2 separate regions of the Homo sapiens genome follow, and region 2 is linked to region 1. Evidence: chromatin contacts called from ENCODE Hi-C or POLR2A ChIA-PET data. All regions are on one chromosome and are shown on one strand. The core of a region is the stretch at or near the end of the contact, and the rest is flanking DNA. Distances in the headings are between cores, read along the strand shown. Region 1 holds the start of PTGER1 (prostaglandin E receptor 1). Region 2 holds the start of DDX39A (DExD-box helicase 39A).

The links. A loop is a pair of places that touch in the nucleus more often than their neighbours do. ChIA-PET counts read pairs that join two places held with the same protein, here RNA polymerase II (POLR2A). Pooled maps may share reads with other maps.
Region 2: a loop to region 1 is called in a map of B cell, with 7 times the contacts of the local background. The contact joins the promoter of DDX39A here to the promoter of PTGER1 in region 1. A Hi-C loop is called at or near these places in 11 of 168 maps with a recorded cell type or tissue (B cell, CD4-positive, alpha-beta memory T cell, GM12878 and 8 more), 3 of 37 single-sample maps with no recorded cell type and 19 of 50 pooled maps. POLR2A ChIA-PET finds 5 or more read pairs at or near these places in 21 of 52 experiments (CD4-positive, alpha-beta T cell, CD4-positive, alpha-beta memory T cell, CD8-positive, alpha-beta memory T cell and 16 more).

Annotation. Positions count from the first base shown.
Region 1 is chr19:14,472,533-14,476,878 of GRCh38, forward strand. It overlaps PTGER1 (prostaglandin E receptor 1), which reads right to left and starts at 2,822. Exons shown (of 3, transcript NM_000955.3): 1 at 2,730-2,822; 2 at 847-1,805; 3 at 1-294. The coding sequence starts at 1,788. The coding sequence ends at 28. RefSeq lists an enhancer at 2,807-3,475 and a silencer at 3,892-4,346.
Region 2 is chr19:14,416,370-14,420,590 of GRCh38, forward strand. DDX39A (DExD-box helicase 39A) reads right to left here and starts at 2,972. Exons shown (of 11, transcript NM_005804.4): 1 at 2,901-2,972. RefSeq lists silencers at 365-444, 465-554, 2,702-2,801 and enhancers at 1,552-1,601, 1,972-2,031, 2,442-2,581.

The DNA.
Region 1 (4,346 bases), core at 1,572-4,071:
GCTTAGTCGTTGGGCCTCTGGTTGTGCTTAGAAGTGGCTGAGGCCGCTGTGCCGGGAGCTGCGCAGCGAGCTGGCCTCCCAGGCGCTCGGTGTTAGGCCCAGCCCCGCGGGGCCGCCCTTGGCTCCGGCCCTCGGGGGCAAGAGGCGAAGCAGTTGGCGCAGCACGGCCTGGCGCAGTAGGATGTACACCCAAGGGTCCAGGATCTGGTTCCAGGAGGCAAGGCGCACGGCCAGGAACAGTGGCCGCTGCAGGGAGGTAGAGCTCCAGCCGCCGACGGCCAGCGCCACCAACACCTGCGGGGGAAGCCGGTGTGAGCTATAGAGCAGGCGCGGGCGCAGGGGGGCGCAGGGATGGTGGGGGCGTGGCTGGAAGGTAAAAGCCTGGGAGGAGGGGCGAGCCGTCGCAGGGAGGGTAAATGGGGATCCAGATGAGAAACGGATGCGGAAAAAAAAGGGGGGCAAAGAAACAAACACCTTCAGTGGGTGGGGGTCCGGCCGTAGAGGAGTCTCAGGTGTCCCGGAAAGAGGAAAAGCAAGGGGGTTGGGTGAAAGGACTAGGGAATGAAGCGCGGCGACTTATAACGGTGGGGCAGGAGAGGAGGCTTGTGTGGGTCGGGGTGCGCTACAAAGACCCCAAAAAGGAAGAGGAGAGGGGGGCTAGGAGGAAGGATGGGAGGTCAGATGGAGAAGGCGATGCTGGCTTTCGGGGCAGGTGGGGCCTCTAGGGGCCGGGGCCTTGGTTGAGTCCAGGATGGAGGCCCCAGGTGTCCTGGGACGACAAAGGGCGGGAGGGTGCCGAGAGGGAGCGGGAAGGAGCGTGGCTCGAGGGGCCGGTGCGCCCCTCACCAGCATTGGGCTCCAGCAGATGCACGACACCACCATGATACCGACAAGCTGGCCCACCATCTCCACGTCGTGGGCGCGAGCTCTGCGTGCCGAGCCGCTGCTCCGAGAGCCGCCAAAGAAGGTGGAGGCCGAAGCGATGGACGAGGCGGACGAGGCGGAGGCCGAGCGGGGTCCGTGCGCCCCCCAGCGACGCCGGCTGTCGGGGCCTGAGGCCGGGGGAGGCCGTCGGGAGCGGCGTCGCCAGCGGGCGCGTAGCAGGGCCAGGCCGCTGAGCGTGTTGCACACCAGCGCGGCGAGGAGCGCGACCAGGCCGAGGCTGGCGAAGAGGCCAGCAAGCAGTGCCTGGCGCCAGCCGCCCGGGGGACCCAGGCCGATGAAGCACCACGTGCCCGGGTACTGCAGCTCATAGCGGCCCACGCGCGCCAGCGGCAGCAGCGCCACGGCCAAGGCCACCGCGGCCACCGCGGCCAGCGCCAGGCGCGCGCGGGCGACCGAGACCCGCGCGGCGTGGAGCAGCGGCCGCGTGACGCCCACGCAGCGCTCCACGGCCATGCCACAGCCCAGCAGCAGCGGGCACAGGCCGAAGAAGACCATGCAGCCGCCCAGGAAGTGGCAGGCCCCGCCGGCCGGAGCGCGCCCCGCAGTGTACAGACGCAGCACCAGCGCGCCCGGGATCACGTGGCCCGCCAGGTCGGTGGCCAGCAGGCTGGCCACGAACAGCAGGAAGGTGGCGGCCGAGCGGCGGCGTCGCAGGCGGCCCGCGGCCTGCGCCAGCAGCGCCAGCGCCAGCAGGTTGGACACGGCGCCCAGCGTCATGGAGAAGATGGGCAGCGCGGGCGAAGCGCCCGACGGCGGCACGGCCGACGTGTTGGGGACCCAGGGCGCCGCGCATGTGGTCGCCTCGCCCGCCAGGCTCAGGTTGAGGGGCCCGCAAGGGCTCATGTCAGGCGCCAGGGGTGCTGGATAGAGGAGAGGAGGGCAGAGTGAGGCTGGCTGGGCCCGGGCGGGGACCAGCCCACGGTGCCATCTCAGAACATCAGGGCCTGTTTGACTCCATGGCGTTCTCAGGCGGCCCCTCTGCCCATGGCAGTTGCCATGGGCAACTCCAAATGACCTGGCCACTCCATTTGGAAACCCTTCTCCCTCTCTTTTGCCTCTCACCACCCCATCTCCTGCTCCAGGGCCTCCCTCTAACCCCACTGGCCCTTTCTCTGCCCTTCATGGTTTCCTGCAAGATTCCCCCCAGCCCCGCCCTCAGGCATCTCTGCCAGTGCCTCCGACCCCCACCTTCCATTTTTACACCCAGCAAATTCCTGGGGCCTGTGGCTCCATCTGATAGCTCTCACCCATTTCTGCCACTGTGGCCCTACCTGACTTTCCCCATGTCAGCTTTACTCCAGTCCCATCCTCGATGCCCCAGCCCCATCTCTACCACCACGGGCACATCTCTCCCCACGGCCATGTCCCTGTCCCCCATGGACCCATCTCTGACCCCACATGGCACAGCCACATCTGTGCCATGGACCCATCTCTGCCCCTGCCCCATGGACCTGCCTCTGCTCCACTGCGGTCTCTCGCCAGGCCCTACCCCGATCACCTCTGCCTCACCCTGGGTGCCCACGGTTCCACTCCATATCCCTGCCCCAGAGGCCTGGAGGCGGCCCCACGACCATCCACTCTTTGATATCCTGGTGGTGAGGGCTGAAAGGGCGGAACTGCCCACCAGGCCAGATGGGAAGGGAGGATGGACAGACGGTAAGACAGGGACGCACAGATCAGGGAGAAGAGCCCGGGGACACAGGACGGACAGCAGGTGGCCATGGCCCCACCCCTTCATGCCCTCCTCCTCCCCAATCAGGGACCCTCATGTGCAACCCCCTTACCCGGCACTGCCTGGGATGTGGGGTCCCCATCACCGGCCGCTCAGCCCTGCCGCCCACTGCGCCCTGGCTCTCCGGCAAGCCGCTTCCTCCCTCCCTCTTCCTGGGGCGGCTCCTCAGCTCCTCCCGCCGCCCTTGCTGGCCTCCAGGGGCCGCTCCACCCCGCGCACGCCCGCTGGGGGCCTGGAGTGGCAGAGACCCCCCTCTCTGCTCCTGGCAATGGGCGGGGGCCACTCTGGGCCCCAGCGGCTCCCTCCACGAGGAGTGAGGCTCCCTGGAGTTGGTCTGGCCCCATGTGACCCCCTCCTCCCAGCAGGGCGGGAGCAGCCCCCTTCCCCCCCAGGATCGGGCCTCTTGCCTCATTAATAAAGCGGATAAAATCTAAACACTGGAAAATGTGAGCGTCGTCTGGGGCGGGCTGGGGCAGCTGCAGGGGGTGCCACTGCCCCCCTCCCTGGGGCTTTGGAGCTAGAGAGGCTAACTCCAATTCTGTGGGGCCAGCAATGCCCCCCCTGCCCTGCCAAAGCCTTCGTGGATGTCGGGGTGGGTGCTGGTGGGCAGGGCCTCGGGTAGACCAGCTTGGGTCAGGCCCAGCCTGGCCAGGGGATCCGCCTATTTATACAGGGGCTTAAGCCCCGGCTAGGGCCACAGCGAGTCATATCCTGGGAGGAGGCTGAAAGGGGGCAGGGGAACCAGGAGGCCTGGCGACCTGGGGACTCTCCCCAGTGACTGGCTCCTTTAAGATGGGCTGAGTGACACCTGTGACACACGTCCTAAGACACAAAGACTCGCCTCCTGCCCTGAGAAGTAGGGTCACACTGGCACAGCCTCACACCCTAAGACATACAATCCTGTCACTTACCACTCAGTTTCATCCTGTCCCCATCTCAGCACAGCCAGGTTGCTGCCGCCACATCCCTGAACTCAGGGTCTTACCCCCAGCGCCGGGACGCACCCAGAGTTACTGCCTCAATTCCAGCCCCTCCCAACACCCCAAAATGCAGCCCTCTGAGATGATCACCCGAACCACCCTCCTTAGTGCTGGGAAATAGGGTCTCACTTGGCACCCCGAGAGATACACACACGCACACACACTCCTTATTGCCAAAACTGCCCCTGACCACACTCTGTTTGACTTTCAATGACCCCTCAACAATCCCAGACAGGCCCCACCAGCACACTCCGTACACCCAAGGCACAAGAAGTGACACCCCCCGCCGCTGGACACCAGAGACCTAGCTGGCCACCCCCACCCTCACCCAGAAACAGCAACGCCCTGAGACACACACACCTGCACCCCTAGAGACCCCTAGACCTAGCCAGCACCCCCACCCAGGAAACAGCAACACCCCGAGACATACCCTGACACCCCTGAACACCCCAAGGCCTAGCCAAGCACCCCTCCTTGCCCCAGAAACAGCACCCTAAGACACACACCCCCACACCCCGGGACACCCCAAGACACAGTCACTCCGTTGCACTCCCCACCACCAGACACTGCCAGTTACACCTGCAATTGCCCTGGAACACAGAGCCGGTTATCACATCCCTTACCCACGACACAGCCCTCCCTCATTGCGTCACGAGCCATCAACACTCTTGATAGACTCACAGTGCTAC
Region 2 (4,221 bases), core at 1,722-4,221, 56 kb before region 1:
CCAACTAAAACAGCACCGCTTCCAGTCAGCCCTGCCCTGTGAGAACAGCTAATAAGCACTCCATAGCAATGGCTGAATAAATGGAACTAGAATAAAGGCGTTCAGGCAGAGTTGAACATGTCTCTTTATCTGACCCTTCAAACAGGCAATCTGAAGGGGTCACTTCCCAGGCAGCAGGGAAAACAGGAGCCAAGAAAGGTCAGTCCGAAAAGCACCAGAGCCTTTTGGGGTATGCAGAGTAGGACTAGCTGGCTGGCGTCAGGGCAGAAGACAAAGCTGGAAGAGCTGGTCAGCCACACAGGGCATGTGTTTGTTTGTTTGTTTTTTTGTTTTTTGAGACAGGGTCTCGCTCTGTCACCCAGGCTGGAGTGCAGTGGTGCAATCATAGCTCACTGGAGCCTCGACCTCCCAGGCCCAGTGAGTCCACCACCTCAGCTTCCTGTGTAGCTGGGACTACAGGTGCATGCCACCACGCCTGGCTAATTTTTGTTTTAGTAGAGACAGTGTTTCACCACGTTTCCCAGGCTGGTCGTGAACTCCTGGACTCAAGCAAACCTCCTGCCTCTGCCTCCCAAAGTGCTGGGATTACAGGAATGAGCCACCCACCACGCCCAGCCTGGGCCTGTGTACTTGTTAAGCAATAGGGAACTGCTAATTAGATTGGAGCTGAGCCACTCAATCAGGATCTGCCCAAGAGTACTGTAACTTACTCCTCCGATGAAGGGGTAGGTTAAGACCAGTAGCAGGGAAAACCAGTCACCAAATAAAAGAGAAGTAACCAGGGTAGGGGCGTGAGGTAAGGAAAGAAAGGGTGGGACATGCCAAAAGACAGGAACATCCCCTGACCAATCCATGGGTAGAGAAAAGCCACAGTCTATTCTGGGCTCCAAATCTAGGTGGCCAAGAGATGGTGTATTTTAAGGAAATAAAGCAAAGTTGTTTTGTTGGTGGGGAAATAAATTTGGGGCAGGCCCGGCATGGTGCCTCACTTCTGTAATCCCAGCACTTTGAGAAGCCAGCGTGGGAGGATGGCTTGAGCCCAGGAGTTCGAGACCAACCTGGACAATAAGTCGAGACCGCGTCTATACAAAAACAATTTTTAAAAAAGTAGCCGGGTGGGTGGGGGGAGGGGGGAGGGACAGCATTAGGAGATATACCTAATGCAAATGACGAGTTAACGGGTCCAGCACACCAACATGGCACATGTATACATATGTAACAAACCTGCACGTTGTGCACATGTACCCTAAAACTTAAAAAAACTTAAAAAACACATAGCCCAAGGGGCACCTTCTATGTAGCAAAGGCTAAAAAATAAATAAGTAGAAATTAAAAAAAGAAAAAAATTAGCCCGGTGTGGTGGCATGGGCCTGTAGTCCCAGCTACTTGGGAGGCTGTGCCGGGAGGATCGCTTGAGCCAGGAGGTCGAGGCTGCCAGTGATGGCGCCATGGCATTCCAGCCTGGGTGACAGAGGGAGACCCTTTCTCAAGAAAAATAAATTTAAAAAAAGAAATTGGGGCCCAGCGTGGTGGCTCATGCCTGTAATCCCAGCACTTTGGGAGGCGAAGCGGGCGGATCACTTGAAGTCGGGAATTAGAGACAAGCCTGGGCAACATGGTGAAACCCCGTCTCTACTACAAATACAAAAATTAGCCGGATGTGCTTGCTTGAACCCGGAAGACGGAGGCTGCAGTGAGCCGAGATAGTGTCACTGCACTCCAGCCTGGGCGACAGAGCAAGGCTCTGTCTCAAAAAAAAAAAAAAAAAAAAAAAAAGAGAGAGAGAGATAAATAAATTGGGGTGAACCGAATCTGCTAAGATAAAATTTTCGAGAAACCGGGCTGGACAGGATCTAAAGCTCAAAACTGATTAGATCAGGAAAGGATCCGGCGGGGTTTTCCCCGCCCAAAGTGGGTGGCCATGACCGCTAAGGCGCCAGGAGCGCATGAACTTGAAAGGTGACAGCGGGGAACTCACAACCCAGACACGCCACGTGTACCCAGTTACCCTCAAGTGTCCCCAGGCAGGCTTTCCACCCCGGAGTTTATTCCCACCTGGGGACTCCTATTTCCAAAAGAAAATCTTTTTTTCATTCTGTTTTTTTTGAGGCAGAATCTCGCTCTGTCACCCAGGCTGGAGTGCAGTGTCGCGATCTCGGCTCACTGTAACCTCCACCTCCCGGGTTCAAGCGATTCTCGTGCCTCAGCCTCCCGAGTAGCTGGGACCACAGGCGCTCGCCACCACGCTCGGCTGATTTTTTTTTGTATTTTGAGTAGAGACGAGGTTTCACCATGTTGGCCAGGCTGGTCTCGAACTCCTGACCTCAAGTGATCCGCCCTCCTTGGTCTCTCCCAAAGTACTGAGATTACAAGAGCCACCGCGCCCGGCCTTCCAAAATAAAGTCTTATTTGCTCTAAATCTCAGAATCCCGAATCCCGTAAAAAGTAGACCAAGAAGAAGGTAGACTGGGAAAGGGATCAAGTCCCTCGGACCCAAAGAAACCCCTGACAACTGAAAGCTCCAACTTCTCCCACCCAGGCCCCAGACCCCGGCGTCACCCCCTCGTCCCTCTCCAAATGGCCCCAGGCCGCCGCGGGGTCTATTCGGACGAACTGACAGACTCCAAGTGGGGCTCGGAGCGCCGTAGGCCATGACAGCCCCTCCGAGAAGCGGGCCCCGAGCCCCGAGCACCGCGCGCCAACGGCTGGCCCACCCCTAGCGCATGCGCCCCGGTGCCCAACGGCCAACACACAGCGCTCTGACACACCAACCGCCCCGCCCCCACCGTCTCGCGACCCTTTCTCCCCCTCCCCTTAGATCCCAACGTCTCCCCTCGTCCTCTCGCTCTCAGTTCAGACGTCCCCACACCGCGGCCCCGCGCCCGGGATCCGCTGCTCACCTGGCTCCCCGTTCTTCTCCGCGCGCTGCTAAGAGACACTTCCAACTTCGGTTTTCCGCCGGGCGCTCAGACACGAGTTGCTGCGCTTCCTGCCTCTTGCGTCGGGCTGCTGCTCTGCTGACTGGGCCGCTGCCTTTTCATTCAAGAGAGGCCGAAGCGGTGATTGGGTCCTGTGGAAGGGACCGGGAGATTATTGGCGGAGACGGGAAGAAAGAGGGCGTGCCTTACGCCTCGCGTTTATTGGTCAATCTAAAAGTAGGCGCGCCCCAGTGAGCCGACAGACTGGCTCCGACAGCGCGCGGTCTCGTGATCTGGGTGTGGTGCTCGGTGGGAGCCGCCATGTTTAGTACTGATAACTGAAGACCGGATGATTGCGTTTTGGCGTGTGCCCCACCTTTTCGAAGAGTGGCGTCTGCGCTGGGCGCTGAAACCAGAACTGTCCCAGTTGCTATCAATCTGCGGCCTGGGGGTCCTCCACAGTGTAGGCTCTGAAAAGAATAGGGAGCTTGGAATGACTCAAATGGACAGAACATTTTGCAGTATTTGGATTTCTATCGCTCCACGATAGTTTTGTCTCCTTGATTTTCACGTTAGTAGAAGCATGCAATAGGTTGTCTTTTGTGTCTGACTTTTGCTCAACAAAGCTGTTTTTTTGAGACGGAGTCTGGCTCTGTCACCTAGGCTGGAGTGCAGTGGCGCGATCTCTGCTCACCACAACCTCCGCCTCTCGGGTTCAAGCGATTCTCCTGCCTCAGCCTCCTGAGTAGCTGGGACTGCTGGCGCCCGCCACCACACCTGGCTAATTTTCATATTTTTAGTAGAGAGGGGTTTCGCCATGTTGGCCAGGCTGGTCTCGAACTCCTGGCCTCATGTGATCTGCCCATCTCCGCCTCCCAAAGTGCTGGGATTACATGAGCCACCCTGCCTGGCCGCAGCAAAGTGTTTTTGAGAGTTGTCCATGTTGTGGGGATATCAACAGCTCGTTATTTTTTACTGCTGAGTGGTATTTCATTGTGTGGCTATACTATAATGTAGCCAATATAGTTTCACTCACCTGTTCTTGGCCAATTGATTGTTTCCGGTCTTTGGCCACTGTTAATAGAGCTTGTACTGTAAGAGTATTTTGGGGAAGATAAATTTTCATTTCTTTTAAATACTTAGGAGTGGCATGGTGGCATGGTCACTAAGCTTTATTAGATCCTGGCAGATTTATTTTCCTATCATCCTTCCTCCCTCTTTCCCTCCACTTTCTTCTTTCTTTCTTCAGGGTGTCACTCTTGTTACCTATCATGCCCAGCTAATTTTTAAAAATTTGGTAAAG